2 separate regions of the Homo sapiens genome follow, and region 1 is linked to region 2. A link is a contact called in ENCODE Hi-C data. All regions are on one chromosome and are shown on one strand. Each heading gives the region's core, a stretch centred on a gene start or an enhancer-like site at or near the end of the contact. The rest is flanking DNA. Distances are from core to core; before and after follow the strand shown.

The links. A loop is a pair of places that touch in the nucleus more often than their neighbours do. Pooled maps may share reads with other maps.
Region 1: a loop to region 2 is called in a map of CD8-positive, alpha-beta T cell, with 33 times the contacts of the local background. The contact joins the promoter of CASC2 here to the promoter of GPAM in region 2. A Hi-C loop is called at or near these places in 6 of 168 maps with a recorded cell type or tissue (CD4-positive, alpha-beta T cell, CD4-positive, alpha-beta memory T cell, CD8-positive, alpha-beta T cell and 2 more) and 11 of 50 pooled maps.

What each region holds. Positions count from the first base shown.
Region 1 is chr10:118,044,161-118,049,827 of GRCh38, reverse strand. It overlaps CASC2 (cancer susceptibility 2), which reads right to left and starts at 3,007. Exons shown (of 4, transcript NR_026940.1): 1 at 2,725-3,007; 2 at 211-316. It overlaps RAB11FIP2 (RAB11 family interacting protein 2), which reads left to right and starts at 2,887. Exons shown (of 5, transcript NM_014904.3): 1 at 2,887-4,017. The coding sequence starts at 3,665. RefSeq lists a silencer at 2,960-3,449.
Region 2 is chr10:112,180,077-112,185,603 of GRCh38, reverse strand. It overlaps GPAM (glycerol-3-phosphate acyltransferase, mitochondrial), which reads left to right and starts at 1,839. Exons shown (of 22, transcript NM_001244949.2): 1 at 1,839-1,911; 2 at 2,713-2,810; 3 at 3,791-3,921; 4 at 5,009-5,131. The coding sequence starts at 3,820. RefSeq lists a silencer at 1,692-1,921.

The sequences.
Region 1 (5,667 bases), core at 1,758-4,257, 5.9 Mb before region 2:
CCCAAAAATCCCCAAATGCCAGTTCATTGCCATAATAATTTCAAGTCAATTTGCCAAATACTCTTTCACTTTTCAACCGATTACAAGGAGATTGATCTATCTATCTATCTATCTATCTATCTATCTATCTATCTATCTATCATCTATCTATGTATCTCCAATATAACTCTGGGGCTTTGTCATATGTACATATATATGAATTTTACATACCTTTCAGTTGTGTATATATTTGAGGTGTGGTGTGTGTCTGAAGTCTAAAGACTATAATGATACCTTGGGGAAGTTTCTTGTTGTCCTTATGTTTCTGAATCTCCATCTGGAAAATAATTAATATCCATTACATAATGTACATGGGAGCATTAACACGCTTGACCCAGTGGGCTATTTAAACATGAGAGCATTATAATTGTTCTGCAACAGATTTGCAAGATGTGATTTTAGAGATGCCTTTGTCCAAAGGGAAAATCTCCCCCAATGTCTGGAATAGGTCTCCTTATGGGACTTATTCTTTATGGGACTGAAAGGGGCAACATGTAGTAAATATTTTCATCTGTGAAATCCTCTACTCATGGGGAATAAATATTGACTATTTTAACTTTCTGGTCAAAGCATTCTTATTCATTGCTGTAGGCATTGTTAACAGTTTAAAATTAGAATGTTCAGCATTTTCCTTCTAAAATATATTATTTTCCCAAGACTTTGATTTTGGAATTGTACCATACATTTCCGGATGTATCATTAGTCATAGGATAATTTTTTAAAAAGTGACTCTCTTCAATTCTGGTATGTTGTCCTTACACACGCAATCCTTTCCTTTTTAAATTGTTGTCCATGTATATCTTAGAATTAGTCAAAAGAATTTTTAAAACTGTAAAACAATAAACATTTTGGGAGAAGCACTTTGATCCCAGATCTTATGTAATTGTCATTATTTTTCACTATAAGCCAACCATATCTTTGACTCCACTGTCATATTTTTATTCTCTTAATATAATCAAAAAAGGAAAACATTCTATAGGAAGTCATTTCCTTATTATAATGCAATCCCAGATTCTATTTAGCTCATTTGGTTTGTTTGTTTATTTGCTTTCCCCGGGGGCAAAAATATGTTATTTTCTTATTCTGGCTTAAAAAATTTTAAGTCATAATTTCTGATTTCACCAGTAAAACTAAACAATTTTGGCTCTAGCCAGCTGTTGGGAAAACTCAAAAGAAATTTAGGTGCTACAGAAAGAGAGGTTAGTAATTCCAATTGTTCAGCTCTTGCCTTTAGAGTATTCTCTGAGTTGTGTTGGAGTATGTTATTGAGTTGCTGTGAACTACTGCTGCCAACTTCTACCCTAGAGATGGCTATATTTCAGAGATGAGTGAAATTATATTTGTAAACAAGTTTATAATCATTAATAAAGCTTACCAATTTAAGCTCTTCAGAAATACACATCCACTATTATAATTTTCTATTGTTTAATTACAACCTTTAATAGAGACATGAAGACTTTTAAAATGTATAAGAACTCTAAACTTAATTAAATTTGATTTCATGATGTTTATTTGGTTTTTGTAAGTTTCAGGTGTCAAATTATTTCTCCTTAGAGATCCTGGTGAAATTCCACCATTGACTGTTCCAACGTACTGTTTAAAAATCCCTAAGAATATTTTTCTTTAAAGTTGACAACTGTGCACTCTGGGATCCAGATGCTATATTCGCAGTACGATGATTTTGTTCTGTTTTCCACACATGGCCTTTTCATACACTGTCTCCCAGGGATGAAAAATTCTGCCTTGAATGAGAAGTTTTAAACCTTGCTTGAAAATAATAAACACGATACTTTACATGTTTATGGCCATTTAAGTTAAAAAAACGTGCATTTACATGTATCATATTGTTTTACTCTCAAAATTAGTCTTGTAAAGGGAAAAAAGGCATTAAGTAATTCAGTAAATTGTCTGCTGCATGCTAGCCACTATGAAGGGACTGCATGATAGACAAGGCAGTCCCAAAACTTAGAATTTCCTTGGGAAGGTAAGACACGAACAGAATTAACAGCAATGGGGTGGTACATAAGCGTCTCTTCCAATTGAGAAATAGAGGGGCAAAAGGAGATTTATGTGCCGCATTGTGCTAGGAAAGGCACATGTATTATCCCCTGAAACTCGAAACCCGTGTTTGGGGCATGGTCTCCACATGATTTGCACAGTCCACCACAGTGTGAGTCCCCACGGGGGTCCTTTTGACGTCGAGCCCATAGAGTCGTGATGGAGTCTTAGACATGAGGTAGAACTGGCTTTTTTACTCGTGAAAACACTGAGGCTCATGGAGGTGAAATGACTCGGCCAAGGTCACACACACTGATAGCGGCAGAGGCGCGGCCGGAACCAGGTCTTCTGATGCCAGCCCAGTGCCTCCCTACATCTCTACTCCCTGTGGAAACTATTTGCTTCCCTATCGCCCTTCGTCTGGGTGGGGGATGTCATTTTCAGTCAATTTACGGACTTTTCAAAAAGAGAAGGGTGGATAGGAGATTGGAGAAAAGTTTCCTTTCGGTCAGTGAAGAGGCCTGATTCGTTCCAACACCATTTATGGACCTGCTCCTGCCAGGCACTGGGCATCCAGGACACAGCGAACACAGATCCCCTGCCCTCAAAGACGCCCTAGTTAGGGGCGTCTCCGGGTCTTTGATGACCTCCTCTCACGAGCGGTCCCCAGCCCTCCCCAGGGCTCACCTGCCGGCCTCTGCAGGTACCCACGTCCCTAGGACCCGCCACTGGGCCAGGCCCAAGCAGCATCAAGCCCCGGGTCCCCGCCATTGCGCCCGCGTCGCGCGCCTCCAGTCGCCACGGCAACCAGGGAGGTGCTGACCCCTGACCTCGAGGCCCCGCCCCTTCACGTTCCCGAGACCAACATGGAGAAGGCCAACCCGGAAGTGCCGCCGCAGCCGCCCGCCCGGTGTTAGGAGCCGCCGGCCGGGCCAGGCCGAACCAAGCGCCCGCAGCCCTGCAGCCCGCTGCCCGCCCCACGTCCCGCCGGCGCCGGGGCGGCCGCGTTCCCCGCCCTCCCCCACTCCACCCCTGGCTACCCGCTCCCGCCCGAGAGGAGGAGCTGAGGCGAGGGGGAGGAGGAGGAGGGAGAGGTTTGCGAGAGGGAGCGAGGCCGCGTTAGCCGCCGGCGGTTCGTATTACCGGGGTCGGGAGGAGGAGCCGGGCCGAGCCTGCGGACGAACGCCGGGCGGGCGGGAGGCGCGGAGGCAGCGGAGGCTGCTCGGCCGCAAGGAGGCAGGCGGGAGGCCAGGGGTGCAGAATTGGGGCGGGGGCTCCCTTCACCCCCGCAGCCCTCCGCCCGGGTCCGTGTGGCCAGGCCTCACGTGCCCCGCAGGCCTGGGGAAGGTGGAGACAGGGGCGGGGGTCCGCGCAGAGGCCTGCACGGCGCGGCCAGGTGATGGTGGGCCTCTGTGTTTCTCCAGACGAAAGGGGACCCCCGGAGCGGCCGTGCCCCTGGGCTGCCCCCGCGAGGCGTTTTGACATCAGCCATAGGGAAGTCGGGGAGCCCTGAGCCTGCCTGTTTCCGTTAAGTGTCCTTAGGATGCAGTGATTAAGGAATTAGGCTCTCCCTCCGGGAGGGGCACTGCCTGTGCTAGGGAACTCGGGGGCAGAGAAACAGGACAGGATGATGCTGTCCGAGCAAGCCCAAAAGTGGTTTCCAACCCACGTGCAGGTCACAGTGCTCCAAGCCAAAGATCTGAAGCCAAAAGGCAAAAGTGGTACCAATGACACATACACTATAATTCAGCTGGGCAAGGAAAAGTACTCCACCTCTGTAGCTGAGAAAACCCTTGAGCCAGTTTGGAAGGAGGAGGCCTCTTTCGAGCTACCTGGATTGCTAATTCAGGGAAGTCCAGAGAAATACATTCTTTTCCTTATAGTTATGCACAGGTCCCTGGTGGGTCTGGATAAATTTTTAGGGCAGGTGGCAATCAATCTCAATGACATCTTTGAGGACAAACAAAGAAGGAAAACAGAGTAAGTTATGTAATTTATTTTGAATTTGGGGGAGTTTATATCTTATTTATGGTTTTTCTGTTCTTGGAAATTATCCGTATACTTCGGGCGTTGGTTTTTGGATTGAAATATGATCCAGTTTTAAGCACCATATTTGCATGAATCTGAAGTAAAAGTAGCACTCGTGATGAAATATTTTTTAAATGGAATCATTAATGATCCCTTATTCTTTCTGTTAAACATCTGTCAAATAATTGAATATTTTGTGGTGGATTTTAAGTAAGTTAACATTGTTTCAGTATGAGGACTGGATCACAGTATTGACCAACTAGAACTTCATATAAATTGTTATGGATTTTAAACCTTACAATTATCAATGAAATGGAAGATGAGAAATTAAATCTGGCAATGTAATGTTGATGTGTCGCACTTTGTAGCTGTCAAAAGATAAATCACCAGATTTAGAACTCAGTATTTCGTTTCAGCGTTATAAACACAGCTTTTATTTTAGCTCAGCCATTTTTCAGGGTCAGTGTGCCTTGATGGGAGTCTATACCTGTTAGAAAAAAAAAAAGTTTTAAAAGTATGTACAGACATCCTCAACTTCGAATGCACTTACATTTTCCTTTGAATTTGCAATTACATCAGAGTTATTGTATTCAGAATTGATTTTCCAAAGCTATTGTGTTTAGACCATATTAAATGCTGTAGGATGGAGAGAATGATAAATTTTTGTGATGAAATGATTTGATAACATCTTCAGTGGTCTTTTCAGTATGACTTTTGAGCTTGAGTTAGATACATTTTAATTTAAAAAATCATAATATAAATTAACACTAGGATATTGTGTCTTAAATTGAAAAAAAATATGTTTTTAGAGTTAAGTATACTCACCCCTTCCATAAACTTAAAAGGACATTATATTAATGAAATTAGTGAGAGAAAAATACTGGTTGAACTTCTAAGAGGACTTTCCATTTCCAAAATAGTGTTGGTGTTTTGTTCAGTTATAATTGAATTTATTTACTCTTTAAAAAACTTTCTTACAATGATATTTTTCTTGAAGTTTATGTTAATTCTTTACATTTTAAAACGACTCTCTCTTGTTCTTTTCTGTACATTTCTACTCTCAGGCTTCTCTTGATTGGAGTTTTTTTGTTTCATTTTAAATCAGGTCTTAACCTAAGATTTAATATATGTGGAGTAAAAGTGTAGAGAGATCAGAAATACTAGGAATGCAGGAGGAAAAATGGTACCATTTAATTGAGATGAAAATATTTTAGAAGGAGAGAAAAAGTTAAATGTAAAGTTTAATATATATCAGTGATTTGAATAATAAAATTATTTGATACCTAAAGAGTGGCATTCAGTTTCCTCCGAGGGATTCTTTATCAAATTGAAAGTGAAAAATGGATAATTACCAAATAATCTGTTTCAAATTGCCAATTTTGGGTGACACTTAGTAAATATTTAACGTGTTTTGAATGTAAACTATTAAGTATATTGCACCTTCAAATTCCTCACTTCATTTATAGTACTTTAATATTCATGGATCATGTATTTCAGGCCTTCTCTGAAACATAAATTTTCCTAGTGAAAGTAGGACCAAATGTGAACCCAAGGAGTCTGAGGATGAAATAACCTTTTACAATTTCTTCTTGTTTTACTCCT
Region 2 (5,527 bases), core at 590-3,089:
GTGTGTGTGTGTGTGTGTGTGTGTGTGTGTGTCTGTGTGTGTGTGTTAGGGTGTTAAAAATCTTAGATGTGGTTTTATTATCTCCTAGATGTTTGGTTTGTGTCTTTTTTTTTTTTAAAGATTTTTCACATCTCTACTTCCCATGCTCAGTTTATTTTTTCTACTTGTTGAAAACATTGAATACAGTCATAATTACTTTCTTAATGTCCTTGTTCTCTTATTTTATCATCTCTGTCATTTCTGGGATGATTTCAATTGGTTGATTTTTTTTTCTCATTTCCTGCTTCTTTTCGCATGCCTGATAATTCTGTTTGGATTCCAGATGTTGCAAATTTTACCTTGTTAGGTGTTGGTTATTTTTAATTTCCTGTAAATATTCTTGTGCTTTGCTCTGGGACACTTTGTTCTCAAAAACGGTTTAATCCTTTGGTGGCTGGCTTTTAAGATTTCTAAGATAGAATCAGAGTAGCTTTTACATTAGAGCTAATTTTGCCCCACTACTGAAGCAAAACCATTTGAGTTGTGAATTATGAGGTTTTCCAGTCGGGGTGCCAGGATCAGGCACTATTTCTGGTCCTGTATAATCACTGGGTATCTTTCTACTCTGCCTTGTGGGAGCAGAATTAATTTCCTACCCTGTGCAAACTTTAGTAATTGCTCTCTCTTTTCTTCATACATGATTATTTCCTGCCCTTAGGTAGCTTCCTCACACACATGCTCTAATCAGCGGAAGACTGGAGTGAGATCTGTTGTAGATCTCCACAGCTCCTTCTTTCTCTGTGTAGCTTTCTCCTTTCTGATATACAACTCACAGTTCCAGCTGCTTTGGCCTCCCTGCTCTCCCAGTTCTATCTCTTCAACTCAGGGAGTCTGCCTAGCTCTTTTTGGCTGCTCCCTCTAGTTAGTAAATCAAGGCAATCATAGGGCTCACCTCATTTGTTTTCCCTCCTCAAGGACCACTGTCCAGCACAACGTTTAAAAGCCATTGTCTTATAAATGCCTGTTTGTTTTTGTTTTTAGTTGTTTTAGGCAGGAGAGTAAATTCAGTCCTGTTGCTCCATCTTAGCTGGCTAGACTGGATTGCTATAAATTTTAAACTATCTAAATAGTTGCATATATTTAGGGGGTACAAATCGATGTTATGACTTATGAATACAATGTGGAATAACTGAATCAAGCTAATTGACATATCCACCTCAAATACTTCTCAGTTTTCATGGTGAGAACTTTTGAAATGTACTCTTAGCGATTTTGAACTGTATAATACATTATTATTTACTATATTCACCATGCTGTGTAACATATAGTCCGAAGGGGGAAAAAAGCCCTTATTTCTCCTAACTGAGGCTTTTTATACTACAAGCCTTATTTGCTTCTTTTCATATCTCATTTTCCTCCTTAAAGGAAAAGGCACTCAGCCACTTTGGTAGAAATTACACAACATGGCCATTTGCAATCCCTGCCTCTCCCATTCGTAGTAAATCCTACATAGTCTTACAGATCTCATAAAAAGTCAGACCACACACATAACCTGATAGCCCACGCGCACATTCCCAACAGAGCCTGGAAGAGGGACAAGCTCCCGGATAAGCTGAATTTACACAAAGCAGAATGAGGTACCCACACACACTCACACACGCATGGCCTAGGCAGGGTAACCATCTGTCCAGGCGCTCACACACTATCTTTAGCCACACACAGGCACGCACACTCGAGTACACACATTACACCCTCGGATCCGCTCACGCTCCCTGAGGCTCGCAGGCCGGGCCCCGCCCCCGGCGCTGGCTAGCCGGCGGCCCCGCGTCAATGCCACGCGCCGGTTGCGTCATCAGGGTGCGCCACTGCAGCTGGCATTGGCCGGGACTGGAAGTGCGGGCTTCTGCAGCAGCCGAAGCTGGAGCTGCTAGGGTGCGAACTGCCAGGGCAGGTGTGGGCTGCGGGAGGCTACTCGGGCCGGGAGCGCCGGGACAAGTGCATGGAGGTGGTGCGACTCCTGCAAGTTGCTGGGGCAGTCGTGTCCCCTATTCCCTGACACCCGAGCTCCGGTCTTCTCCCTGAGAAATCGGTCGGGCTCGTGCAGGGGTGGGGATCAGGATTCATCTCTCCTGGGGAGACTGCGCTGGGGCATGGGTTCCCCTGGGTTGGAAGGAGTCCTTATGGACTCAGTCCCCTAAGTATCTGCACGCGCGGAGGCGCCGCCAGCCAGCCCGCCTGGGTCCCTAGGGAACATTGAGGCAGTAAGGGGTACTCTGAGAGCAGCCGGTATGCTGGAGATAATTAATGACAGCGTTACCATTGATTGGACTGAGCGCTCACTGTGTGTTACACACTGTGGTAGACCCTTTGTTTATATTATTCCGTCCTCTCAACAATCCAGGAGGTTAAGAGCTATCATTCTGCCCATTTTCCAGATGGGAAAACTAAGGCATAGAAGTTAACCAACTTATGGTAATAAAAAATCACACAGATGGTAAGCAGTGGAAGATTTAAACCTCACAGCTGGTCTTCCAGCCTCTGTCCTTTTCAGATCCTCTAGTCAGCTTCTCTCAGCGCATGCTGCTGGCTGGTGCCTCTGGGATATTGCTTCTTTATTACTCCTTGACCTAGAGCGAACTGTGCGGAGGGAGGAAGTGCAAAACGTGGACCTCCTGTTGGCACAAACGAGCCTCTTTGTCCTCTCCTCATCCTCTCTTCACTTCATTTTCTCAGGCAGCAGCGGCTCCCCTGTTGTATGGACATTCTGCACCCGAAACTGATAGCTGAGTCCTGAAGTTTTATGTTATGAAACAGAAGAACTTTCATCCCAGGTGCATTGGTTTATTCTCTCCCCTAGCCTGTTATGTTAGATTGTACTTATGTTAAATTTTTAAGGACATAGGTGGTTATGCCGAGAATAACAGTGACTGTAGCCAACCCATGTGGGGATTGTAAAGAAATTGGAATATGCCTTCCAAAGGAACACTGTTAATCTAGACATGACCTTTCAGGATTTTAAAGGAATAATTTTAGGCCAGGTGAGAAACAGCCAAAAGCAAAAATAATGTGAGGCTAGAGATTATGTTTGAAAGTTTTTATATTTTGGATTAATATCTATTCTAGGAGTTTACTCTTAGTGAATCTTTTTCCTTAGGGTAGAAAAAAGCTTATCGAAAAGGATGAAAACTTATACATCAGATATTTCAAAATAGTGTGCTTTTCTTTCAGAGCTTTGTAGCTTTGTATTACCTTTGTATTAAAAGTGAAAATGTTCTTTTAGGACATCACAAGAAAATTAAGATCTTAATTTAAGTACGGGAACTTAAGGGGTGCCCTAATTGCCTTAATTAAATAAACATGCCTTCCTTCTGCCAGGAACTATTCAATTAACAAAAATGAAATAAGAATAAGCTCTTATTTTCATTTGCAAATGACTATTCATAGCTATTTTGTTTGGATACAATTCATAGCTATTTTGTTTGGATACTATTTTGTTTGCATACTATGTTTTGTTTGGATACTATTCATAGCTATTTTGTGTGGATACAAAGGATACAATGTTGTATCCTTATATATTCAGGAAGTCTTAGAATACAAATGCTGATTTTTTTTTTTTCTAGTCAGGGAAGCCTAACTGTGTTCATATAAACACATCAAAGTCAGTTTTTACCTTGTGACTCAACATGGTAGAAGTCTGTCAGTTCATGTGATATCCCATTGTGGAGCAAAGTAATGTAGAAATCAGAATTTTGAGTTCTAGTATTTACTCTCTCGATTCCTTGTTAATTTAAATGGTACCTATTTTTTATAGCACATGATTTGGGAATTACACTTTGTGACATGGATGAATCTGCACTGACCCTTGGTACAATAGATGTTTCTTATCTGCCACATTCATCAGAATACAGTGTTGGTCGATGTAAGCACACAAGTGAGGAATGGGTAAGTTTAGGATAAGAGTTAAAAGCACTCAGCCTAAAAATGTTCATTTCAATGATGTTTATGAAGGTGCAAATACTGGCAGCAACATAATATCACATCAAGATTAATAGCTACAGAAACTGGTATGTTTATGAAGCCTAATAAAAAATTTTATGGCATTATATTGGGAAGAAAAAATGGTTAGAAAATTTATGTACACTGATTATGTTAGAAAACAAAATAATCATTTTGCATAGGAAAAAAACCCTAGTAGTAGTTTTGGGTCGGTAAGAAATTTTTTTTTCTTTCTTTCTCTTGGTATGTACTTTCCATGAGTTATACTTGAAAAGCATGAATTTTATAATAGAAGTAAACTTTAAAAAATTAGGAACTTATAGTATGAATTCAATCCAAAAGGCGTACATTTTCTTGGATTGTTTTTCCTATTTCAATATAACATGACGTATTTTAAATATCTTAATTGTCTTTATATAAAAAATGGTGGGGTTTTTTTTTTTGCTTAATTTTGAGAATGTTATATCTGTATAACAGAGATGTGAGCAACTGAGCTCAAAGTTAAGCATTTTTAGAATAGAAGAGCAAGGTTTGACCCTAATTGAATAGTATAGCTATAATTTAAGTTCTGGTCTTTAAGTTCCCTTGATAAGATAAAGGAATGTTATATAAGTTTACCTGTTTTTTATTTAAAGTAAAATTATAAAAACTTGCTCACTATGTAAGGCCTTTATAGTTCTGTAGTGCGACTGTGTGATTTAAAAGGGGGTAAGGTTAATTGTTAGACTAGAGATCCAGGAGTCTGAATTGATTTATCTAGCTGTCAGAAGTCTGTTTGACCTTCTACAATTTAGTTTTTAAATTTTTGAATACTGCCTTCAGTGTGTAGCTATTACTATCCTTGGGTGCTCAGCTTTTGCTTATGTGGTAAGCTTTTATCCAAGTGTTGATCATGGAGGGAGTACTTAAATGAAAATCACCCAGAATATGCCATAAGTTTTTCTTCTGTTCAAAATACTTTAGATTTTGAGATCAAGTAGACAAGTATTCTCTTGCCATTTAGAAACTATATTTTTTTCTTAATATTTGTCAGGGTGAGTGTGGCTTTAGACCCACCATCTTCAGATCTGCAACTTTAAAATGGAAAGAAAGCCTAATGAGTCGGAAAAGGCCATTTGTTGGAAGATGTTGTTACTCCTGCACTCCCCAGAGCTGGGTAAGAACCTTACTGCTTATTGACCCTAATACTCAGCATAAAATATTATTTCCAACTTTGTAGTAGGCAGTCTTATTGGACTAAATTCACTTTCAGAACAGAGACCCATGTTTATGAACCAAATATTTCAAGTAAAGATGTTGACACACTTTTTCTTTCCATTTATTTATTCAGTAAATATTGGTCCCATAATTGATACTAGGTAACATTCTAGTTCTTTTGAGGTTTTAGTAGGATTTTAAGGGGGAGAGTAGATCTTACTTTTGGTTAAGTCTTCAAAGGAGTTAGTGGGAACCTTCATGAACTTTTAGGTGTTGAACTTTAGCACTTAACATTAAAATTCTAGCAAGATAAGAAAGAGATAATGGGACAGAATAAGAAGTTAAAGCTGTGACT